3 separate regions of the Homo sapiens genome follow, and all the other regions are linked to region 3. A link is a contact called in ENCODE Hi-C or POLR2A ChIA-PET data. All regions are on one chromosome and are shown on one strand. The core of a region is the stretch at or near the end of the contact, and the rest is flanking DNA. Distances in the headings are between cores, read along the strand shown.

Region 1 (3,101 bases), core at 266-2,765, 120 kb after region 3:
CACCATTCTCCTGCCTAAGCCTCCCGAGTAGCTGGGACTACAGGTGCCTGCCACCACGCCCTACTAATTTTTTGTATTTTTAGTAGAGACAGGGTTTCATCATGTTAGCCAGGATGGTTTCAATCTCCTGACCTCGTGATCCGCCCGCCTCGGCCTCCCAGTGCTGGGATTACAGGTGTGACACTTTGATTTTTTTAAGCCCTAGTCTGTTCTCAACCTCTTGTGTGACCTTGGGTAAGTCACTTCATCTTTCCGAGCTTGTTTCAGGATTTGTAAACTAGGTGGTGGTAATCATTCAAGGAAATCACATGGCTCGCAGGAAGCTTTTGATAAACATTCCTTCCCATTCCCCTGCCTTAGAACAGCTTTGCAAATAACTGACCAGTCTTCCTGCGAAACCAGCAAGCTTGTCCCTCCAGCAAGCTCACTCCTCACATGTGAATACATCTCAGCACACCCGGACCCCTAAGGCTCTTTAGGTGGAGGCTGAATCTCTCTGGGGCAACCAGTCTCCCTGGCCTTTCACTCCAAGTCCCACCAAGCCTCGGTTCATCCTGGGAGCCTGGTCCCTCCTCAGAGAGTCGCAAACCCAAACTAGTCCAGAGCTGGGGCTGCAGGTGACTCCAGGGAGACCTGACCTGAAAGGACCCCCTTCAAGTGATAGGGCAGAGCACAGATTGCAAAAACGCATATTAAGAAATCACTCTTGGCCGGGCGCGGTGGCTCATGCCTGTAATCCCAGCACTTTGGGAGGCCGAGGCAGGAGGATCACTTGAGCCGGGGAGTCAGAGACCAGCCTAGGTAACAAAGCGAAACTTCGTGTCTCTCTCTCTCTCACTATATACACACATACATACATATATGTGCATATATATAATATTTATTTATACATATTTATTTATATATGTAATATTTATATACATTATGTAAAATCAATCGATCAATCAATCACTCTGTGGTGGCACTATGGGTCCTGATGGTGGTAACAACTGCTGATGCCCATCTTGGCCTGGGGCACTGAGATCGCCCGGAGATCACAGTGTTAGCTTCAGGGCGGGGTAGAAATTAGAGGATAGGGGATCTCTAGGGCCTGGTGAGTTGAGGGCCTAAGGGGAGTGGGTCTCAGGCTCCTTCCAAGCCTCAGCCTAGATCAGGCCCAGGAACCCAGTGTGAATGTGTGTGCTGGGGTCGGGGATAAGGTGCTTCTCTCCCGTTGGAAGGAGAAGGAACATCTGGGCTGGGATTCCAAAAGAGCTGAGCGGGGGAGAACGGTGGCCCTGGTGTGGTGTGTCCAGGGGTACACCACTGGAAGGGAAGGAGCCAGCAGGGCCTCTCCGGCGGAGCCGAGCGCGGGCCGGGGGCTCGCGGCAGGGGCGGGGCCGGCCCTCGGGGCGCGGCGGGGGCGGGGGTCCGCGCTGGGAATGCCGCGCCGCGGGGGCTGGGGCGGGGCTTCTCCGGCTCCGCCCCCGCGCAGGTAGCCAATGGGCGCGGCGGCGCCGGGTGACGGAGGGAGCCGAAGTGCTAGTGCCGCGGCGGCGGCGGCGGACGGCCCAGCCGGAGCGCGAGGGGCTCGGGGGGGCGCGGCGGTTCGGGTCGCAGAGCCAGGGACCCCAGGACCCGGGAGGCGGCGCAGCCGGGGCCGCCGGAGGAGCGCGGGTGACCTGGCGGCGGCGAGATGCCGCTCGCCCAGCTCAAGGAGCCCTGGCCGCTCATGGAGCTAGTGCCTCTGGACCCGGAGGTGAGTGAGCGGGGCGGGGGACGGGCGCCCGCGGCCGGCGAGCCCGGATCCTCACAGGGGCGGGGCGGCCCGAAGCGCCGCTGCAGTCCGGCGGGCGCCCGCGAGGGCGCGAGTGCCCTCCGATCTCTTGCCCACTGTCCGGCTCCACCCCCCTATGCCCGGGTGTGCGTGTGCGAGGGACAGTTCCGCCAAGCGCCGACTACCTCCCCGCCATAGCCAGGAGAGGGGATCCTATGGGGCGCTGAGATCTGGTCGCCTTCACCCCACACCTAGGACCCGTCCCGGCATCTGTCCAGAGCTGTCGGAGCTTCCTCCATTAATGCAGACGGGGAGATCTTCAGTGCCAGATGTCTGGGATTCTACCAGAGACAGGGGTTATGGGACCCCCACTTCTCCCAGGGCCCTCCGCCAAGAGCTCCCTGCTTCTGGCTTCACCGCTGCTGAGCCTAGAAGGATTGCTCCTCTTGACCCCTGGCGGATGCGGAGTGTGGGATGGCACCACCCGTCTGGGGCTGGAACTCCTGGTTTTCTTTGCCCTGAGGCTAGGGCCAGAGGACACCTGTGTGCCCTACCCCAGGCTGTGGAGACGAGAGTGGGGAAGAGCCCTTAGACCTTGTGAAGATGATTCCTGGCAGGGCGTGGGGGGACCTTGGTGCCTGCCTCCCTTCTTATGCCCCTTCCGGTAGGAAGGGCTGGGCCCTTGGGGAGTTTGGCTTCTGCCAGCCCAGACTCCCCAGACAACCCAGCTCCTTCTCTCTCAGAAGCAGCTCCTGACCTCCCTTGAGGGCTCTGTGGCTCCAGTCCCTAAGCGTGCAGAAGGCCACCTCTTCCTGTGCCTTTTGACCCCAGGGTCAAGGTCAAGCCCCTGAATGAGCTGGTGGAAAACTTCCTCCTTAACCTCTTGCTGGGAAGGAAGCAGGTGATATTCTCCTTCCCAGGTGGTTGTTGGGGGTATGCAGGGAGGGAATGGAGACCTCATTTGAGCCCAGGAGCTGAGATGACTTTCTCCCAGCTTGGGCCTGGAGCCCCTGTCTCAGTCCCCTCCTCTGCCCTCTCTTACCTAGGGCAGCCACCAAGTGTCCTGCCTCTCAGGACCACAGGCTTAGATCAGGGTGAGCACCCAGGGTCCCCAGCCCCCAGGGTGTGCTGCCCCTTTAAAGGGATGGCCGACACTGGCTATTGGAGGGTGGGCGCGGCAGGATTAGGTAACCAACCTGAAGGAGCAATTTGGAGTAAATTGCTCTGGGATTCCTGCCATGGGGATTTTACAGGCACTGCTAGGCTGCTCAGAGGTTCTCTCGCTGACTCACCCTCTGAGGTGAGGAACACTGCCCTCTGCAGCCCCTGTACTGCCACCCCGCTA
Region 2 (2,921 bases), core at 61-2,560, 90 kb after region 3:
AAGATCAGATATGCTGATAGATCTGGGGCTCAGAAAGAATTATGAAAAGCAGCAAGCCTCCTTACTTGATACACAGACAACCTTGCTCAACCAACAGTGGCTTCATCCTACCTCCCCAGGGTACTTCCAGTAATTCCCTATGGTAGTGTTTTCCAGAATGGGACATGACTACAGCTGGGGGCCCTAGGTATTTTTTTTTTTTTTTTTTTGAGACAGTCTTGCTCTGTCGCCCAGACTGGAGTGCAGTGGCATGATATGGACTCACTGCAACCTCTGCCTCCCGGATTCAAGCAATTCTCCTGCCTCAGCCTCCCGAGTAACTGAGACTACAGGTGCGCACCACCACGCCTGGCTAATTGTTGTATTTTTAGTAGAGATGGGGTTTCACCATGTTGGCCAGGCTGGTCTTGAACTCCTGACCTCGTGATCCACCTGCCTTGGCCTCGCCTTGGCAAAACCCCGTCTCTACTAAAAATACAAAAATTAGCCAGGCGTGGTGTCTCGTGCCTGTAGTCCCAGCTACTTGGGAGGCTGAGGCAGGAGAACGGCTTGAACCTTGGAGGCGGAAGTTGCAGCGAGCCGAGATCATACTGCTTAACTCCAGCAAAAAGAAAAAAAAGAAAGCTGGGGCTGCGCGCGGGGGCTTATGCCTGTAACCCCAGCACTTTGGGAGGACAGCCTGGCCAACAGAGCGAGACCCTATCTCTATTTTTTTTTAAAAAAATAACAAAACAAAAAAAGCTGGTTGGTTGTTGGGAGGCCTGGCTGCTTTTGGGAAGGATAATCCTCGTCCACACCAAGGTGATTCAGTGAGCAGGGTGAGGGCAGATGCTGGGTGTCCACGCCCCGGCCCCACAGCAGCCAGAGGAAGATACCAGCCCGCGCACCCGTCGCCATGGCAACCTCAACCCCACTCCTGGACCCTAGCTCGGAAGGGGGCAGGGTATCGAAAGCCGATCGCCAGAGGCTCCTCGGTGCCTCGTGCGAGTCCCCGCCGTCAGCCCCGAGGAGCCTCCTGGCACCAAGCAGGCGCTGCCCCCTTCGGCCACACGGTGGCGGCGCAGAGCCGAGCTCCGCGCCCCACCTGGGAGGCGGCGCCCGCGGGATGGGGCTCCTCGGCCCAGCTCCCCAGCCTCGACAAGGATACGGCCCGACATCCAGGCCAGGAGCGTCGCTGGGGCTTAACCGCCGTTCCCCAAGGCGCCCCTCCACTCCTCCAGCGGGCTCCCGCATCCCCCATTATCCGGCGGACCCCAACCCCTGCTCACGTGACTCGCCCGCCACCCTCGAAGAACTCTCGTGGGGCCGCCCCGCCCTGCCGCAGGTCACGCGCTGCGCACCTGGAGGGCATCTGGCCAGCCGCCAGCTAGAGCCTGCCCCTGCTCAGGCTCGGCTCAACCCGGGCCCGCGCCTGCTCCGAGCCCAGGAAGAGCGTCCTGTCCAGCTCCCAAGTGCGCCGGCCCGTGGGGAAGGAGGCGGGAGTGGGCTCCAGCGGTGCGGCCCTCGCTCCTCCGACCCGGGGCCCTCTCCACCTCGGGGGAAGAAAGAGGCCTCTGCCTCCGCCTCCTTCCCTGAGCGCTGCCACCCTCACTCCGGCCCTCTGACCGCGGGTCCCGGACATTGCGCTTAGGGGTCGCCTTGCAGGGCCAGAGAAGCTGGCAGACCACGCGCGCGCACGTGCCGGGGCGGGGCGTCACCGGGGGCGGGGCCTGGAAGGGCGGGGTCGGCGGGCTCGGGTTCCCGCGGGGCGCGCGCGGGGTGACGGGAGCCGGGACTACGCGGAAGTGGGGGTAGGGGCCGCGGGACGGGGAGGGGCGTCCCCAGTACCCGCGAGTGGCTTCAGGGAGCGCAAGGCCAGCTGAGTCTGGGCGCTGGATGGGCGGCCTTGGCATTAGGTCCAGATTTGGGTCCTAAGTACTGTGCCCAACCGGCCCGAGGGGAAGGGGGAGGAGACAGGAACCGCGCCCATTTTCCGGATCAGGTTCTTGGAACCAGCCCGGAAATCCTGGGACTCAATCTGGGGGCCAGATCTGGAGGCGATGGTTTTTCTAGAGACGGGCTGATGCAGCCCCAGTATGCCGTCGCACTCATTTCCCACATTCCAGGAACGGTCCAGGTCTGCCCTTCAGCGGTTTGGGAACTCCGCGACGACTCCCTCTCTCCACAACTGCAGGGTGGGCCGCGCTCTGAAAACCTGGCAAAGCGATGGGGGTCCCTCAGAGCCCCTCCTTCATATTCAGTTTCAAAAGGATTTGGCATTGGGGAAACCTTGGGACCTCAAGCCACATGGAGAAAGAGCTCCAGGTCACAAGGGCTTGGACCTGAGGGCACCTCGGCTGGCTCCTTTCTCGTGCAGTCTTTGCAAAAGAGGACCAGGTGGTGGCCAGAAGGGCACTTTGAGGGCTGAAGAGCTCAAACTGCACAGGGATAGGACCGAGGTGCAGAGTCCTTGGGGCCCTTTTTTTTTCTGTCATATCTTGTTTTGCCATTCGGCCTGGAAATACCTGGAAATTCTTCCTGCCTGTTTTTCCCTCAGAAAAGTTTTTTTTATGTAAAAGTGGCCAGGCACAACTGTAATCCCAGCACTTTGGGAGGCCGAGGTGGGCGGATTGCTTGAGGCCAGGGGTTCGAGACCAGCCTGGGCAACATAGCAAGACCCCGTCTCTGCCAAAAATACAACAAATTAGCCAGGCGTGGAAACGCGCGCCTGTAATCCTAACTGCTGGGGAGGCTGAGGCAGGAGACTCGCTTGAACCTGGGAGGCAGAGGTTACAGTGAGCCACCAAGATCAAGATCGTGCCACTGCACTCCAGCCTGGGCGACAGAGAAAACAGAAAAGGAAAAAAAAAAAAAAGAAAGGACATCTCTGCCGGGCTCTGTGTGTGGCTCATGCCTGCAATAGCAACATTTTGGGAGCCTGA
Region 3 (3,255 bases), core at 339-2,838:
TCCCTACCCCCACTCATCCGGTCTCTCTGAAATACACATGTGCCCACATCCGCACGTGCACACACACACACACACAAACACACACACAGAGCCACAGCGTGAGAATTCCAAAAGGTTCTGCACACTCGGTGGAGAAGATTGAATTCAGAGCAAGCGGATGCCCCCGAAAGCAGGCTCTGTCCCTTTAAATGGGTTGTAGTGGTGGGGGAGGGGAACTGGCCGGAGCTGGCATTGTCCAGTTTGAACTGAACACCGGAAGTGAAGGGGCAGGGCCAGGGCCGTGCACTGAGCCCCGGGCCATTGTCCATCTCCGACCAGGGCAGTAGCCACCCCCACTAGCCAGCCGTCTTTATCTCCTAGAAGGGGAGGTTACCTCTTCAAATGAGGAGGCCCCCCAGTCCTGTTCCTCCACCAGCCCCACTACGGAATGGGAGCGCATTTTAGGGTGGTTACTCTGAAACAAGGAGGGCCTAGGAATCTAAGAGTGTGAAGAGTAGAGAGGAAGTACCTCTACCCACCAGCCCACCCAGTCCCTCTCTCAGCAGTGGATGGGGATGGGGTGGGGGTAGGACGAGAAGGCAGCTGGTGGAGAAACAGCTTCAAGACTCTTTGGGTTCCTCCTGCTCTCCAGGGAGCTTACCTGGGGCTAACTTTAGACACACAGGTTTGGAGGGAGGAAAGAAGGAAGAATTCTTTACAACGAATCAATTAAGAGCACTTTCTCTTTTCTAACTGGGGGAGGCCCAGAAAAACTCTGAGTCAGAAACTCTGGGAGGCAGACATTCAGATGTAGTCAGAGGCAGACAGACTTTGGAAGGCAGCGCTTTGGTCAGGACAGATCAGCCCTGTGTGTCCCCAGCCTCTCCCCTGCTCCCCCATCCCGGGCTTCCCAGTGTCCAGAACTCCAGGTCTATCTAAGCACACGGGGGTGGGGGGTGAGAGCGGGTCAGCTCCAAGCAGCCGGGTCAGCTCAGAGGCCTGAGGGGGAAGAGAGGGGGAGGGGAGCTCAAGGGCTGGGGGAGGGGGAGGGCCCATTCATTTCTCCCTTGACAGGTGGTTTGTGTTTCTGATTGGCCAGCGCCGCCAGGCTCACACCTCCCTCCCCCAACTCTCTGGAATGTATAATTATCTGCCCGGGGGGTGGGGGTGGTGTGTGTGTGTGTGTGTGTGTGTGTGTGTGTGTGTGTGCAGTCACGTGGTTTTAAAACTACCCCCCCCACCAGGTCCCCCACCTGTATCTGCTTTGGGGACCCCTACTGAGTCCAAAGTGCAGGATCTCAAATTCCGGGGTACTCAAGTCTTCTAGGGCAGACAGACCCATCTCCAGTTGTGCGTGTGGGGAGGGGGTGTCAAACCTCAAGGTTCTGAGAAGGGACACCCCAGAGGTGTCAGAGACCGGAGTTGTGGGGGAGGGCCGGAGCTGGAGCCGGAGGGAAAGGGAGGGGAAAGGAGAGGGAGGGGAGGGGAGGGGGCTGCCCGCGGGGGGTTGGGTCATTGTCTTTTAGAATTTGGGAGCCTTTGAAAAGCCGTGGGCCCTCCCACCGCTATTGTGCGGGGGAAGATGTAGCAGCTTCTTCTCCGAACCAACCCTTTGCCTTCGGACTTCTCCGGGGCCAGCAGCCGCCCGACCAGGGGCCCGGGGCCACGGGCTCAGCCGACGACCATGGGCTCCGTGTCCAACCAGCAGTTTGCAGGTTCGAGCTCGGGACTTAGCGGGGACACTTTAGGATTCAGGGGCGGCCAGGAGCCACGTAGAAGGGAGGTGGGGAACTGAGTCCTAGGCTGCCCAAAGGACCCCAAGACGGTGCGGCCTTCTGCTTCATAGGGCCGTCTCTGGGGCCAGGAACCTTGGTGTCCCAGTGGCGTGCGCGCCAGACTACGTGGGTGGATGGAGAGGAGAGGCTTGTCCCGCCGTGAGTCTCTGGGAAACGCGTTGTGGGAAGAGGAGCAAAACTTTCGGGGCACTACTGTCCCGGTGTACGCTAGGGGAACGCGGGAGGCGACCGGGATAGGTTTCTTCTCTTCTGTTGCTTGGTAGCTGCCCCCTCCTGGCTGTCCACTTGTGGGGCTGGATACTCGGGTCTCCCTGCCTGGGGCCCGAGACGGCCCTCCGATTCCGTGCCCCCCAGCTAAGTGCCCGGCCCTCCCTCTCTCCAGGTGGCTGCGCCAAGGCGGCAGAAGAGGCGCCCGAGGAGGCGCCGGAGGACGCGGCCCGGGCGGCGGACGAGCCTCAGCTGCTGCACGGTGCGGGCATCTGTAAGTGGTTCAACGTGCGCATGGGGTTCGGCTTCCTGTCCATGACCGCCCGCGCCGGGGTCGCGCTCGACCCCCCAGTGGATGTCTTTGTGCACCAGGTGAGACTGATTCCGGTAACTTTGCCCAGGGAAGGGCGTCTAGGCGCCCATATCCACGGGTGGGCTCCGGGCTCGCAGTTGAATTGAGGGCCATCGGGAGCCCTCATTATGCATCCCTGTCTTTGCTTCGGCACCCCAATTCTGAGTCCCTGTTAACTATCTCGTGGGGGAGTAGTGGGAGGCAGCACCAATTATCAGCACCCCCGCCCCCTTCCGGGAACCCCTCCGGCTTACCACGTGTCTATTACCTCTTTCCCCTGGGAAGGGGCAGGGGGCAGGGAGGTGACCCCATGTGGCAGAAACTAAGGTTGTATTGTGCTTGCCGGTGGGGGGAGGGCGAGCAGGCCGGCCAGGGAAGCACATGCCGGGCCTAAGCCGGGAGCCCAGCTCCTCCAACGTCTGAATGGAGCTCAGAAGGCGGGAGAGAGTGAGGGCAACTGGCTACTGGACCCAAGGGGCGTAAAGCCGAGAAGTCAGCCTCATCCCCTTTTTAATGCAGACCTCACCTGGCTGGTCACTAAAAACTGGGTTTGGCAGATCCCTGAAGGATCCCTGTGGGGGCTTGAAAGCTCAGGACTGGGGTCTTTGCTGTCCAGTTCCCGTGAGGAAGGAAAACCCAAAGAGCCCAGGCCTTCCTTACATTCCTGGGCCAGGCTGGGAGGGAAGTCGGTAGGTCGCAACCCCAAGTTCTCAGTTAAAGCAGGGCAGCACAGTAGGGGGTGAAATTCAGTGTCGCAGGGCAGGGGGTGAAGGGAGGCTGGCCTCTGGTCCTATTCTCCGCTTGGCATTTATGGCCCCAGACAGCCATTGATTGCTGTCTTAACATTCCTGGCCTCAAACAAGGAGCCAGAGACTTCAGGTCTCCCTCCTCCCAGGCTTCCCCTTCCTGAATATCCTAGAG

What was found. Hi-C counts contacts between places; a loop is a spot of excess contacts on that map. ChIA-PET counts read pairs that join two places held with the same protein, here RNA polymerase II (POLR2A). Pooled maps may share reads with other maps.
Region 1: POLR2A ChIA-PET joins it to region 3 with 15 read pairs in WTC11. The contact joins the promoter of RPS6KA1 here to the promoter of LIN28A in region 3. POLR2A ChIA-PET finds 5 or more read pairs at or near these places in 4 of 52 experiments (AG04450, H1, K562 and 1 more).
Region 2: a pooled map shows a loop between it and region 3 (4-fold over the local background). The contact joins the enhancer-like site here to the promoter of LIN28A in region 3. A Hi-C loop is called at or near these places in 4 of 50 pooled maps. POLR2A ChIA-PET finds 5 or more read pairs at or near these places in 6 of 52 experiments (AG04450, BJ, H1 and 2 more).

Annotation. Positions count from the first base shown.
Region 1 is chr1:26,528,246-26,531,346 of GRCh38, forward strand. It overlaps RPS6KA1 (ribosomal protein S6 kinase A1), which reads left to right and starts at 1,516. Exons shown (of 22, transcript NM_002953.4): 1 at 1,516-1,738. The coding sequence starts at 1,676. LOC124903884 (a long non-coding RNA gene) reads right to left here. Exons shown (of 2, transcript XR_007065558.1): 1 at 2,953-3,101; 2 at 875-2,316. RefSeq lists a silencer at 1,401-1,880 and enhancers at 2,122-3,032, 3,033-3,101.
Region 2 is chr1:26,499,306-26,502,226 of GRCh38, forward strand. No RefSeq gene overlaps it. Among named protein-coding and RNA genes, the nearest start is that of HMGN2, 28 kb to the left of the region's middle. RefSeq lists silencers at 979-1,158, 1,369-1,858 and enhancers at 2,039-2,108, 2,068-2,725, 2,139-2,198. Within about 2 kb of position 1,311, at least 38 of the 41 ENCODE cell types and tissues checked have a DNase peak (open chromatin) inside an H3K27ac peak, as active enhancers do.
Region 3 is chr1:26,409,229-26,412,483 of GRCh38, forward strand. LIN28A (lin-28 RNA binding posttranscriptional regulator A) reads left to right here and starts at 1,589. Exons shown (of 4, transcript NM_024674.6): 1 at 1,589-1,694; 2 at 2,158-2,354. The coding sequence starts at 1,664. RefSeq lists enhancers at 1-297, 298-855.